Linked DNA regions of Homo sapiens: region 2 is linked to region 1. Evidence: chromatin loops called from intact Hi-C (ENCODE). Cell type or tissue: endothelial cell of umbilical vein. All regions are shown on one strand.

Region 1 (8,000 bases):
TTTTGGATTCTTTCCTCTGAGAGATTCCAAGAAGTGAAATTATTGAGTCAAAGGGCACAGATATTAGTACAGCTCCTGAAAGATATTGCCAAAATGCTTTATAAAATGGCCCTGACAATTTATAATACATTCACGGGCTCATTTGTATTAAGCCTTCAGTCAACATTGACCATCATGTAGTTTTAATATTCTGCTGCCAATGTTCTCTATACTTTGCTCAAAAAAGTGCAGCACATGACTCACACATTCAACAGGAGAGATAAAACTCCCTACTCTGGCACTCTGAATCATTTCCTCAAACAGTGGTGTATTTGTTAACTTTATGGAAGTATAATTTACCAATATAAAAATTGCTCCAATGTTAAGATATTATGTAATCTCAAAGTACAACTGATGTGCTGTTTCCTTTGGTAATCTTTCTAGAATTATAGTTATCTATATATAACAATTTTCCTCATGGAATGTGCCATAGAGTAAGAGTATAGGAACCATTATTCTGTGAGTTCTGAGGTAAGTATATACTGAAACCATATACAAAAAACTACAAACACAGCCCTTCTAAAAATCCCAGTGTGGCCCATATAAATTTTTTATAATAAAAGAAAGTAAAGAGGTCTATTTTCCTTTCCTCCTTTGAGCTGTTTCAATGCCAAAATTATATCTTAGCAATAGTGACTAGGTCACTGGCCTGTGAATAAGATAGGCTGAATACAAGACACACAATGAGTGTCCAGCAAGAACAGATTTAAGAAAATGAGTTCTTAAGGGGCACAAGTGGGCAGCAGGTCAGGCATGCTGCCCAAGCTACACCTGGCGCCCACAAAAGGCTGGGGTACTTCTGTATAAATCCTGGCCTCACCCAAGGCTGCCAGAGCTGACACATTCCCTATCCCCCTTATCCTCTCTCCAGAATGTCTGAGAAAACAAAAAGAAAAAATATAATCTGAGAACTGCTGCTGTGGGCCAGCTAATCTTGTCACCAAATATGTAGTGCACAATTACTATGAGCAAGGAAGTGGGTGCCAGGATCCAGAGTGGCCCTCAATCTTTATCCATTAATGTCTGTACCTCCTTCTCGAATTCAGCACCGTTTGATCTTTGATCATCACAGAATCTGCTCATTCCAGTCTCCCGTTAAATCTGTGAAAGCTGCTTCAGCCCTACTTCTTGCAAGTCAGTTTCAAGCCTCTCTTATCACAGTGTACAGATTCTGAGGAGGGGACACTGATTCTACTGCTGAGGCCTGGTTCACTCTCTCACCCCTTAGAATAAGAAGTCAGGCTGACTCCTATCATAGTCATGTTTCCAGGAAAGAGCCTAAACTCCTTCTGACACTGAGATCCACAAAAGGGTTGATGAGGAAGCTTGGAATTTGGGGTGCCATTTAAAGATTTTAAGTGGAGACTTGAGACAAAAAGAGTTGCATTTTTAGGAATTTAACTGGCAAATGATAGAGGATAGATTATGGGATGAGAGGCCAGTTTGGAAGTACAGTGACAGTTAAAACATAAGTTGGGAGACATTGGTTAATGTGGATTCAACCAAGGAGAGAGATGGTCCCCCGATCCAGCCAATACTGTATCCTGAGAGTGGCACCCAGGTTTTTCTTTATCTAGAAGACCATCCTATTACATTTCATGGCATCTACTTCAAACAGAATGAATGCTTCCTATTAGTCCTAATTTCCTCGGTAACTTTTTGTACATCTGCAAGTAATGAATGTATTCATATAAACTCTTCTTGCAGCAGGCAGAGGAGATACAGAGACAGCTAACTGCATAAAGTGCTCCAGAAACATAGCCCAAATCACAATGATGTTACACCACTGTGATTCAGGATAAAGGGACCTTAAAGAAAAAAATAAAAACAACTAAATGTGTTTATGCTATGTTATGCTGTTTATGTTTCTTCTATTTGAGAAGCTCCTGACTCAACCACTATTGAAAAATTCCGAAGTCCTATAAAGATACAATTCTCTTGACTGAGAATAACATTCTGAAATATTATTATTAGGTCAATAAATTCTCACTTAAGGAAAAGGAATTAGAGATGCACCATTTATAACAACTTCTCAATGCAAAAACTGAGTTCTGAGGCCAAAAAATATATACACTTTAATCCATTTTTCAGTAACTTTCACATTTTAGTGTAATATTTTAAAATTAAAGCTATTACATTTTAAAATAATATGGAAACAGTAAAAAGATCAGTAGTTGCCTGCAGTTAAGGGAGAGGGAAGGATAAACAGGCAGAGCACAGAGGATTTTTAGAGCAGTAAAATACTCTATGATAATATAATGAAAGATGTACATTATTATATATTTATCAGAGCCCACAGAATACAACACCAAGAGTGAATCCTAATGTCAACTACAGACCTTGGGTGATAGTGGTGTGTCAATGTAGGTCCACTAATTGCAACAAACATACCACTCTGGTGGAGGATGGTGATAATGGGGGTGACTATGCATGGATAGGGAACTGGGAGTATCTGGGAACTCTTTGTATTTTCCACTCAATTTTCTTGTGAACATACACTGCTCTAAAAAATAAAGTCTATTTGAATAATAATAATGAGACAGGATGTATTCTATATTAAAATACATGTGAAACTGTACTATATGAAAAAACTTTGGCAAAAAGAAAGTCTCATCAATTCTCTGATTCCCAAATGTCTAGATATCTGTAAGTTACTATTCAAGTCATCTAATACACAAAGGGAATTTTTTCTATGTTAGAAAAAGTTTCCACAACTTCTATGATGAACTATTCTGAATGTTACTAGAACTTAGAAGTACGGTAACTGGAAATTAAGGCAGATAAAAACATCTGTCTCTATGCAAAATATGTCCCTCAGAGGTTAAACTGGGTGAAAATAAATAGCTAACCTGGCAACCAAATAAAACTACAAAGCAACAAACACAAGTATAAACATTCTGAAAAGTGTTTTTAAAAGACAAAGTGAAATGCTCCTAGAAAATGAACATTTAAAATGTATCATATGAAACTTTAATATCTCACAATAAGAAACATACCTTTCTTCTTGTTATGCTGCAAGACGTCATAGCTGCCTTGAGTATCAAATTATGTATATATAATTATATACATAACATATACATATATAGTTTTCTACAAGTCTCTCAATAAACATATATTCTGAAAATATGGAGCACTTCAGTTGTGCACTTCAGTTGTGCCTTTGATCACTGCACGAGCCCAGGCCCACAATATCAAATGAAGAAGAGTTAACATGTTGACATCTGTTTTAGGCTAAAAATGGAAATTGTGAAGCTCTTCTCTCCTCTTCCAAGAGTTCCCTGGAATGGATCAAAAAGCTTCAAAAGACTTGGCTCCAAGGGAACTTCTAGGCAATGTCTACACAGCACAAAATGATATGGAGGCTTGGCATCTCCCTAAAGAATTAGGGCTGTGTTGACTACTGCAAAAAGGGGACTGAACCTAGCTCCCTTTGTGACTTGAAAGGTCAAAACAGTTCTCCAAGCTCCAGAATTTTCCTTTATGTGGATCTATGTATTAATTTTTCATAAAACCTCAAAGAAAACTCCTTGCCTTCAGCATAGTTAGACAACGACTGAACATCTAGACTGGGCCATGTATTTTGCCAATACTAGGGGTAAAAAGGCTGACTTTCCCAGGTAAGTGAGGCAGAGGAATGTCCTCAGTCTAAATTGAAAAGAAACCTTCCCAAACTTACACTATTTTTTTCACACCAAATCAACTTGGCCTGTGAATTTTTTCTTTCCTTGAGGCTGAGTCAAGATGAACTAGCATTTGCGGGTGGAGTGGTTACTTGAGAGCACACCATTCGTTACAAGGGGTCTTTATATGTAAAGCAGAAACATTTTTGTTTTGCTTTTCAGTTGGAGTGAGCACGAGGAATTGATTCTTTTTTTTCTCCAAAGTTAAAAGAGCAAACCCAGAGACTACCAAAATGTTAGGTTTGTTTATCATTTCCAAGTTGAAATAAAGCGTAATGTGAATACTCAGCACTCTATCTTTCCCTGATTAAAGTGATCCTGCCCTTTGAATTGCTACACAGGATACTGTTCTGTACAGCTCACTCACACGGCTGTAATAAGTCACAACAGTTTGGCACCTCGCCCAACAAAATACAAACTCTCCTGAAGTCTTGAGCTTTCCCATGGCAACATCACAGTCACCAACACAGCAAACAATCACTCCAATCCCTGCTCCCGCTTTCCTTTTCTAACAGCAAAGGATATCATTGCAGCCAGCCTCTTAGAACTGTGCTCATTATCATCTATGAAAGGAGATAGCAACGGAGATCAAGTTGCCTTCAGTGCTGAGCTTAAAGTCAGACCAAAAGCAGGATAAGTACAGGAGCATAGGGAAGTTTTACTTATGCTTTTACTGTAAAGGAAGAGTGAGAGGCTGTATGAAAAGTATATTCCTTAAATATATCCCTTAAAGTATATTCCTTAATGTGCCTTGCTGCCCTGATTACCCAGTGGCTCTGGCTCACTCACAATCTTCATACAAAACTCCCATTCACATCTAGCCCAGGCACTCTCGACAGCAGCTGGGGAGGGGGAAATGCCATCTTAAAGCTGCAACTCCGACACATTCCTGAAACTGCAAAATTGGAACGGCTTTCAAACCTCAGCTGCTTTCTCCAAGGGAATGATCATTCTGCTCATATGGGAAGGCTGCCTAGCAGTAAGAGCAGGGTGGCAGCTCCGTACAGCAGATTAAAGCAGCACCACTTCCTTTATGACCGCTTCTTTTCAGATTCAAATAACATCCTTAGGGGTGCCAGTCTCTTCTCATAAAAAGTGTCTGGGCTCCCACAAATCCCCTAAAATGATAATCTCTTCGTGTGTATTAATTTTATTTTCATTTGATGGCCCATGAGAGTTCAGGAACAGAACTAATAGTGAACCCAAGGGAATGAATGGCCTATGACTCATGGGTGGATATCATTTTATAGGGGAAAGGAAGAGGAGGGTGGAAGAGAGTCCTGGCTTCATGTGGTTTTGAATGCTGATTGTTCTACTCTGGAATTATGGTAAAGCCCTGCGCATGCTCATGGAAGATTCTGGCTTCTTTACAATTCTAGACTCAGGCCTTACACAGTGTTATAGTTTACATTTGGGATCACCCGACCTCAGAAATCAAAATTTCAGAGGGAGTTTCATTTCAGCATAGCTAAAATTTGGGGGGCAGTGGTGGTGGGGCATTAGTCCATGTAATAAAGAATATAAAATACTAATGACAAAGTATGGAAGTAATTATACCAAGATATTTCAATGCTATCCTAAACCACAAGGAGGAAAAAAAAATCCAGTGATTTACTAAACAATAGTAGAATTCTGAAATATAACTGAAGCATCTCTAACATACATATGGGTGACTGCTGTGTCATTCAAGACTCTGTGTATTTAAGTACTAACCCTCAAAATCCATTTTAGTGACAATTTACATAATTACAGTATTACTGGAAATTCTGACATCAACTTTTCACTTACTGCATACCTGATTATGTTTTATTCTTTATTATCCAATCATTTCCCATACCCAAAATCTAATTATGTTGCAATTTTTATCAGTAAGAAACCTACTTTAGACATAAAATATTAAGCTAAATAAACAAATGGTACTTTGCATCAGAGTTGCTCTAACATCTCAGAATACACTTCCCAAAAATTACATCCATGGCTACTTCCTACTTCTTTATGTTTCAGCTTAAATTTAAAGAAACTTGTGCTTTATAAAAAATGACTAGCTATAATAATGTATATTTTTTAGTTTGTTTGCTTGTTTCTTATATGTCTTCCTATTAGAATGTAAAGACCTTGAAGCTGGGGACCATGTAGCTAACCTCATGTCTTACACACAATGGATACTGAGCAAATATTTATTGAATGAATGAATGCTTCATTTATCTATACACAGTGAACCATACATGTGCTATATACTTTCTGCTCTGTGTACTCTTGTCCAAATGTAAAAATGCTGCAGCATAAACAAATAATTCATGGCATAAAATACAATACAATAAAATGAAAATAACTCATTAGTTAAGTTCAGCAAAACAGAGAAGTAAAAGATAGAGAAAGGAAGAAAACTAAGTGCCCTTGCTGGTGTTAGCTGGCAATGTCTTTTGTCTTGAAAGTTCTGGGTGAATGTTTTTGGGTTTTTGGAGAGAATGTACTCCCACTGAAATGAGTAATCCATTGTGTCTAGCATCATACTGGGATTTGGAATGCCATTGTGTTTTAGTATGAAGTGCTTGACAATGCATTCACACCCAGAGGTCAGTTTCAAAACTGCCCTTTAGTTTAACCCTATAGTTGTGATTTAGTAGAAGGATTCGAATAACTGCATAATTTGTTTACCACACATTATTCTGCTCACAATTATGAGTAATTCATTCTTACCTACAGCCATGGAATCTGTACAGAGAACTTCATTCAACCCAGTAGCAGGATTGCTAAGATCATCATGGATGACGATGATGAAGATAGTATCTAACACTGAGCACAGTAACTACCTGCTCACTCTCCCTTAATCTTGCCACCATCCCTGTTAGGCAGGTTTTGCTACATCACCATTTCATAGATGGTGGAATTAAAGCCTTAGAATTAAATAATTTCCCTCAATTTGCTCAGTTAATAAATGGTAGAGCTTGGATTCTAGTGCCCAAGGTATTGACTACTGTGATATTCCACCTCCCAAAGGAACAATTTTTTTTTTTTTTTTTCTGAGACAGGGTCTCACTCTGCCACCTAGGCTGGAGTGCAGTGGTGCAGTCACGGCTTACTGAGGTCCCGACCTCTCCAGGCTCAGGTATTCCTCCCACCTCAGCCTCCCACGTAGCTGGAACTACAGATAACATGCCACCACGCCCAGCTAATTTATACATTTTTTTTTGTAGAGATGGGTTTTTGCCATGTTGACTAGGCCGGTCTTAAACTCCTGGACTCAAGCAGTCTACCAGCTTTGGCCTTCAGAAGTGATTGGATTACAGGTGTGAGCCACCACACCTGGTCAGAATGATTTTTAAGACTCTGAAGTTTCCAAAATGTATATGATGACATATAGGGAGCATACTTGCTTCTTGCTCTTTTAAAAAACTATCATCATATTTGGAGCCAAGAAATCAGTTTATACTGTGATTACGTGAAAAGGAAATTCTTCTATACATAAACTGAGAACTGATATGCAAAGAAGCCTACTATAAAAAAATAGCTAAAATGTTTTTGTTGTCAGAAGCTAAAGGTTATTTTTTTTTTCACTAAGTAATGTAAAAATCAGTATATGGAAAGTCAGAGCAACATAAAACGTTAAAAATTTTGAAACAAACTTTTAGATTCATTTTGCTTAAGAATGTATCAGGGTTTATACCATTTCATCAACATTATTACCTTGGGGATGACTACAGTATGTCAAATTTCACCCCAATGTGACCTGAAACTGCCAGAAGCATGAAATCTCTGGAATCATCTTTCAAGTTACCACATTGCTGCATATGAGTTGAAACATTTCAGTACATAAAAGAAAGATACACATTCTAACCCTGTATCTTCTTGAATACCTTTTCTAATTCACATATTATTAAAGCAAGAAACATGTAAGCCCTTTCTTCCTAGTCCTTAGGTTGGCAATACTGTGGTGTCAGTAATTTATAACATGCTTTCTCATATATAATAAGAAGCACTGGACTAAAGAGTCTGCTGGTTTGACTCTTCACGCAAGTCAATTCAAATTAAGTCACTGTGCCTCTCTGAGCCTCAGTCTCCCCAGGTGTAAAAAGGGAAAATATGGTCAACTCTTCTGCGTCCAGTGTTGTAAAAATAAAATGAGAAATTTCTTTATAAGCTATAATCTGCTATGTGAATGCATGGGACTCTTCTAAGGCATATTTTACAATATCATTTATGCAAATGTAGGTGAATATGTTAACCATATACCAGAAAAGTGGCAATAAATAGCCCAAGAAATGTGTTCAATGGCTAACA
Region 2 (8,000 bases), 300 kb before region 1:
AACTTCATTTATAACATGATTTATAATTACTTAGATATTATTAAGAAAGTAACATTCTCAGTAAACTATCGCAAGAACAAAAAACCAAACACCGCATATTCTCACTCATAGGTGGGAATTGAACAATGAGATCACATGGTCACAGGAAGGGGAATATCACACTCTGGGGACTGTGGTGGGGTGGGGGGAGGGGGGAGGGGTAGCACTGGGAGATATACCTAATGCTAGATGACGAGTTAGTGGGTGCAGCGCACCAGCATGGCACATGTATACATATGTAACTAACCTGCACAATGTGCACATGTACCCTAAAACTTAAAGTATAAAAAAAAAAAAAAAATTTTTCAGTGAAATGACGAATATCAATATTACATATCATATAACAACATGTTTTACCTGGGAGTACTTATTAATGTCAGTTCAATATAATATATAAACCTTTTCATTTGTGATTAAAACCTTGAATGTAAATTCAACACACACAGATTTACGTGAACTTTTAACCTTTTTTTTCCTCAGCAATTTGGGTAGGTTGGTTGTATCGGATTCTAGTTACTTGTAACTGAAAACAGATCCTTGATTTGAACATAACTGTCCAGTGATTTTTCAATTTGGTAAACATTTGTGGCTTATGTTCCTCACTGCTGATCAGGAGAGAATGCAGGAAGGGAGACTGATATATCGTGCAGTTACCAATGTTTACATTGTTTTGTACTTTCCAGATTCATGTGGTGCTTTTTTAAAATGATATACATTTGGGACTGGAACAACTTTTCAGCTGCTGGCTGGATCCAAATAACAGTTCACTGAGTACATATCTGAACATTTCTAAATATTTAAATCAAAACTGTGACTAAATTTGAGCCAATTAGATCCTCTTTAGAATTTGAAAATATTGTTATCTAGCCATCCTCAGAAGAAAAACAAAAACAAGTTTTAAAAACAGCCCTCTTCTCCATAAAGTTAACAGAACTTGGGCCAAGCATGAGAAATGCCACACCACTGAGTATCATGGAAATTTAAAATCAGTCAACTATTTGCTTCATGTACATGTTGCCAAATAATTGGCCTAAAAATTATTTAACTAAACTAACGGAGTCAACTAGCTGTTTTGGTATAAAATGAACAGCTTGATTATCTCATCCCAGGACATGATTTCCTTGATAGATTTTTGGTTGAAGTTCATCATATTTATCTAACCCTTGCCAGGTATTCACTTCAGTTTTCTTCCTGAAGACACAGCTGTATTGACACCGCTGAAATTCTAGCATCATTTTTAAAAGTTGCTTTTTTCAAGGTATTGGGTAAGCAATAGTACTTCATTTGGGGAAGGTGTTATGTTAATAAATATTTTGAGAGTTAACTAAATGAAAGTATTTTGAGTTCTTTGGAGGCAAAATAATATTGTTAGATGTAATATTAATGTGCAATTGACTAGCCATATAGGTCATATGGAAGGAAGAACAATTCAGTTCCTTTAATCACTTAATGCTAACGATGGCCATTCGCATGTATAGCAGTCCTTCTGCACCTCAGCGCTGCAACTTTTCCTTTACATCTTCATTAAATCTAAATATTTTCTCACGTATTTTCTTTACCTTGATCTGACAGCTGGGTTCATGGCTTTTCCCCAGATAATATGCCATTCATTCAAACACCCTACTATTGCTTTCTATACCAGGAAGGTGCTAATCTTTGAATTTAACTGGGTCCTGGTCATAAGATAAAGTGGAATGGTTTCTTTTTTATATATAGGGAAAGCACTAAAGATCTGAATAATTTAGTTTATTTCAGTAATTTAACTATATTTGTTATTTACAAAGAAATCAAGGAGAGACTATTGGTATGTGGTGAATAACTTCCAGTCAAATCTAACATTAGTAGAACCAACTGTGTACTTACTACTCTACTGCACTGCTCTTCAGAAGGTAGAAGAAAACAACGTAAGCATTGACATATATCTTCACTTCTTAGGGAAGCCAGGAAAAGCACAGTTATTTACCTGTAAACATTTGTTACAGTGAAGGAGGGCTGTACTGTTTCTATTTAAATGCAAATAATAATTCACAATGTTGTGTAGAGAGTGATTTATTTTGATACGTTTTCCCCCTAGCCCTAGGATTTTAGGTCAGCTACTAGAAATATTGCCCAAGGACATCTGTTCAAGAACCAATTTTACAAAAAGGTCATGTATTCCTTAATATAAGTATCTATGGTCAAGGATAAAAAACCAATCAGGCCTAACAGGATTTATAAGGCGTGGGTTATGAAAAGATGTTCCTTAGAGGGTTGCAGTTCTATGAACTGAATCAGGAACAATTTGGAGCTTCGGGAATGATCTACTTACTGCAAACTGTAATATGTCTTAAAAGACCAAACCAATTATAGTTATCATTATCATTATAAACCTTCTGCTTTCTATCTTAATTATATTACTCCATCATAACTTCAACAGATAGATACTGTGTTCAGAGAAAATTTACATTCTATATCCTAATTATATATGGATACATATTTAAACATAGAAGCAAGACTTTGAAAATTAAAGTGTTTACAAGTTATACACTGTGACTATTTCTAAGAAAACTGGATTACTATTTAGAGATTTATATAAAAAACTGATTTTCCTGTGTGGGAAGATTTAGAGCAAATCTACTAGAAGATACAGGGGCAGATTGGCCATTCCCCAGTCCCTTCCTACTTTTATATGTAGGGGACACTTAACAAGAGACAGGTCCTTGGGTTAGACAGAATCACTTCTGGGATCAAGTGGAACATTCATAGTTACCTGTAGACCAGGTAGGGGCATAGGATGCTGACAGAGGCTACATTTTAGATTTCTTGAGGTACAAACAGTCCCTACTCAACTTCCCTGATTACAATGTAGATGAGTTAAGAATAGTGGCGAATGAAAAAAGAGAGAACAATAGAGACACATAGTATTTTGAACCAAAAAGTTATATACAGATGTAAAACACAAGAAAAGTTGCTTCATGCAGACACATCAAAAAACTATAGCAGATTGCATTTGTTAGAAAGAGAGAGAAAGAGAGACAGAGAAATATTTTTGCCTGGGGATAGTAAGCATAATCTGAGAATATCACTAACAGTTTTAGTTGTTCTATATTAGTACTTTCATATAAGTATATATTTTAAAAGTAATTTCATGATGATGCAATTATGTTTAGAAGAAATTCAGAGTTTTATAAGGTCACTTTAATCCAGAAAAATATTCTTTAAAGTTTAAAAATACTGTTTTTTTCCTCCTTTAAAATGTTCCATTGATATTTTATTGCAGTAAAATATTCAAAAATGGTTATGCTTACTATTTCTCATCAGTCAGAATGGCTCTTATTAAAAAGTCAAAATATAATACATGTTGATGAGGTTGCAGAGAAAAGGGAATGCTTATGCACTGCTGGTGGGAATTGTAGTTCAGCCACTGTGGAAAGCAGTTTGGAGATTTCTCAAGGAACTAAAAATAGAACTACCATTTGACCCAGCAATTCTATTACTGAGTATCTACCTTAAAGGAAAATAAGTCATTCTACCAAAAAGCCACCTGCACTTATATGTTCATTGCAACACTGTTTACAAAAGCAAAGACATGGAACCAACCAAGGTATCTACCAATGTTGAATTAGTAAGAAAATATGGTACATATACACCATGAAATACTACATAGCCATAAAAAAGAATTAAATCACGTCCTTTTGTAGCAACATGGATGCAGCTGGAGGCCATTCTTGTAAGTGAATGAACACAGAAAGAAAAACCAAATACCATATGTTCTCACTTATAAGTGAGAGCTAAACATTGAGTACACATGGACATAAAGCTGGGAACAACAGACACTGGGGACTCCAAAAGGGGGAGGGTGGGAGAGAGGCTGGGGCAGACAAAGTACCCATTGGGTACTATGTTCACTATTTGGGTGACGGGATCAATAGAAGCCCAAACCTCATCATCATGCAATATAACCATGGAGCAAATCTGCACATGTACCCCTTGAATCTAAAAACAAGCAAACAAAAAAATGGTTATATAAAAGTCTGCAAGCTGTAATCAATGACAGAATAAATGGAATTTTTTTTCTTAGCCTTTAGGAAAATGCCAAGACATATTCCCACCTCTCACATGAGTTGGTGGTTTAAGAATTTGGTTTGCAAAACACAATTTAATATTTTATTTATAGAAGTCAAGAGAAATGGTAACAATTTAAAATTTTGATTCTTGAATATCTGTGCTTGTTAAAAAGAAAAGGTGTGTGGGTGTGTTGAAGGGTTTTTATTCCATTACTACCATAAAATCTACTTTTATTTACGTCTTTTAGAATCAAACTTTTAAAACATTTGCTAAAATTTCATAAATCTCATATGCCAAAATTCAGCTGAGCCAAACTCTTAGTTACCTGTTCTCCGTTTTTGAGCTGCAGTAGCATTTGGTAAACAGAATGCCCAGAACCTCCTCTGAAAGCACCACTAGCAGGCACTGTGAGAGCATTTTCATTCAAGTTCATTCGACTTGGGCAAAAAGAGAACAGCGGCTTACATCAACTGAGGATCAGTGAACACAATCTCATAGCAACAGACACCAAAACAGTCCCTCATTACAAGCCTTGTCCAACAATCAAGTCTTTAACGAGAACAAAGGTTGACAGTGATTAATCATTAAGCGGTTCCCTGTTCCTTGCTGCACGTGTTCACAGCAGCCTCCTACAGAGGCAGTCTGGCATATTTCCTGTCTCTGTGCTCCACTGTGCCATGTCTGAAGGGACGCCCAGGCAGCCTTCTCACTATTTTAATTTCAAATGCTACAAACATCTACAGAGTCTCTATGTGCACATGTCTTGACTTTTATTCTGAGCCTGGCAGACTCTGAATGGATATAGGGAGTATGAACATAATAAGCCGTTAACTCCACATCTGCTTACTAGATTATGTTCAAAGACAGTATAAGAAATTGATTAAACACTGTTTTCTAGAATAAACCTTTGAAATCTGTTTGTTTCCTTAAGCAACACAATGATAAGTTGCTATAATTTAGTTGTGCAGTGAACAGAAGATACCTTCACTACTGTTTCTACATAAAAATAGCTTCTGTGTTGTCAAAGCACCATGCTTTGACAAGCAACAAAAACATTTTCAGAAACCTCTTTCAAATAATTCTGTTTCACAAGGCAACAGAATTATAAAGTCAACTAATGCTGCCACCATTTTATTCAATGTTCCCTTTTCCTGTGTCTTTTTTATGACCTGTCTGGGCATTATCTATCTTAGTTGGTCATGCAATAGCATATGTATTCACCTTAACAGACTAACTTGGAGGGTTTTTATTTTCTCTCTTTCAACATGTACATTTCACTGATGACCATGTTGCCTGTAAACTGCTAGGAGCTCAGGTGAAAAGAGAGAGTTATGAGATACAGATTTCTGAGAGGTGAGGGGCAAGGGTTAATTGAAATTTTTAAAATGATCAAGGGAAGTAGGTTATGTATCAACAAACATATTGTTTTTCCAATAACAAATGTCACATTTAAGAACAACAAAATGAGATAACCCTAAGCATTCTTTGTATCTATTCACTTCTCTCTTCAAAGTAATCAGAATTAAGTAATGTGAGGTCTCCAGTAGCTCATGTAGTAGATTATAACTAGTCCATCTACAATATAAAAGCTAAAGTATAAAATCCAACCACAAAGTGATACAGGACTGCTAGGAAGGGAAGAGTGTGGTCCCTTTAAATGACATGGAATGGGGGAAGCAAAGTACTGGGTAGAGAAAGGCAGGTCCCTGGCAAGGGCTCCACTCCAACGACCTAGGTGAGGACAGGCACTTCCTGCCCAAATGTTGCATTTCCCAAGACCACCTGGGCCTGCCACAACCCCATCCTGGGCCTATAAAAACCCCAGACCCTAGCAGTAGACACAAAGGCAGCCAGACGTCGAGAGGAGCACACTGGCAGAGGAGCACACGCACAAGCACTGGCGCCTGCAGGCCGTCAGCAGGACACTGGCGGGACGAGGTGGGGCTGTTGGAGGAGAGCCAGGGCCACCGAGCAGCCCACCTCCAGGGAAAGAGCATCTTCCTTCTGGTTCCTCCATCTGCTGAGAGCTACTTCCACTAAATAAAACTTTGCATTCTTTCTTCAAGCCCACGTGTGATCTGATTCTTCCTGTACACCAAGGCAGGAACCCAGGATACAGAAAGCCCTCTGTCCTTGTGATAAGGAAGGGGATCTAATTGAGCTGGTTAACACAAGCCACCTATAGACAGCAAACTAAGAGAGCACGCTGTAACACATGCCCACTGGGGCTTCAGGAGCCGTAAACATTCACCCCTAGACATGGCCGTGGGGTCGCAGCCCCACAGCCTGCCTGTATGTATGCTCCCTTAGAGGTTTGATCAGCGGGGCACTGATGAAGCGAGCCACTTCCCCATCTCACACCCTGCGAGGGGGACAAGGGAATCTTTCTTGTCTCAAAAGTATAAAATATGCAATTCTCCCAGTATACTCAGCATTTTAGTATACAGCTGCAGTTTCTTTAAACTGAGTATATTCACTGAGGAATGGGAAATGACAATGCCACTCTACGAACAAAAAGACTACCTTATTATTGGTAACTAGGCTCTCCACAGGGATCCTTGCGACAGGGATGACACAGTGGTTGTTGACTCACATTAATATCAAAGCAGCCTGAGAGGAAACCACATTCAGAAAATGAACTTAACCACAGCCTCCTGGAATCAACATTTAAAACTAACATCGGTGAACTCTGAACTGAGAAGGAAAACAGTGATGAATTGTAGAGAGAAAGCTTTCAGGTTTTCAGGTGGTCTCAAACTACATTCTTACAAACCAACCAATTGATTATTTTGACTCAATTCAACTTGTAGTAAAAAACTCTAACTGGTTCTGTGTTATCTCTGCAGTTAGGGTACGTCAACTTCACCTCACACAAACATACTTTTAAAACAATATTTGACTTGAACTGGTCTGCTTATCCTCTTTCTCTAATTTGAAGCTCCACTTGTAACATTTGGGGGCTTATGTCAAAGTCTTAGAACAAAGACTTAAATCAATTACAAGTTAAAGGACTTAAAACTATGTGTAGATGGCATGGAACATTGAAGCAATTTCCAAATCATGGGGTATGCAAATCTCAAAGAAATTCCAATGCATGTTTGAGTCATTAATTCATCAATAACTATAATAGCTATCATGTGTTGGACACTTTCTCCATATCAGTCACTACACTGGGCACTTTATACACGATCACATTTCATAACTATAATAACCATCTATGTACTAGCCACCCTATTAGTATCTCCATTTTATAGATGAGAGAACTGACATTTGGAGAAGCTAAATACTTCATCTAGTTAGTCAGTGATTGAGCCAAAAGTCTATCTCAGGCAGCCTGACTCCAGAGCCCTGCCATAATATCCGAAAAGAAATAATACAAAACTAAGGCAGCCAGAGCCCTTGATCTAAAGTGGTGGTAAATCTATACTATTGGCACTTCATATGGAAACATGAAGCAATTTAAGCTACTACATAACAGTACAGTTCAGTTATATAGGATCTGCATTTGATATAGGAGTAATATGACGTTGAATAAGTAGCTTCATTTTTCCAAACCCCAGTTTCCTCATCTATAAAAGTAGTAAGGTGCCCAATTCCCAGGGTAGCAGTGAGTTTTAATTGAGATAATATGTGTAAAAAGTATTTTGTAAACACTGTACTCCAGCTGGTTGACCATTATGGTTTACTGTGAAATATAAAAGAATGAAGCTTCTGACATGTTTTCTATTGGGCCAATTCAATAGATGTGGAAGAGCTAACCATAAAATGAAAGTGCTAAGAAGGCAAAAAAAAAAAAAAAGGGGGGGGGGGCAATTCATGAAGACATATTAGTGATGACCCATGTGTACCAAAATGTGTAGAAGATCCTTTATGCCATGGGGAAGACCAAAGTGACCTGAAAAATAAGTGAATTG

The links. Peaks named below come from ENCODE experiments on the same cell type or tissue, not always from the same donor. Only the 100,000 strongest peaks of a DNase experiment are listed, where the experiment ranks them.
Region 2: a loop joins it to region 1, with 8 times the contacts of the local background. A loop is called at or near these places in 2 of 110 quality-filtered maps.

What each region holds. Positions count from the first base shown.
Region 1 is chr11:96,302,972-96,310,971 of GRCh38, forward strand. All of the region lies in intron 1 of MAML2 (mastermind like transcriptional coactivator 2), which reads right to left. Among named protein-coding and RNA genes, the nearest start is that of MIR1260B, 34 kb to the right of the region's middle. In endothelial cell of umbilical vein, no CTCF peak of the experiment used is centred here; DNase peaks (open chromatin) are centred at 270, 4,120, 4,980 and 6,250; H3K4me3 peaks cover 629 bases; H3K27ac peaks cover 5,449 bases.
Region 2 is chr11:96,007,700-96,015,699 of GRCh38, forward strand. All of the region lies in intron 2 of MAML2 (mastermind like transcriptional coactivator 2), which reads right to left. Among named protein-coding and RNA genes, the nearest start is that of MTMR2, 88 kb to the left of the region's middle. RefSeq lists an enhancer at 4,338-4,941. In endothelial cell of umbilical vein, a CTCF peak has its summit at 4,476; a DNase peak (open chromatin) is centred at 4,612.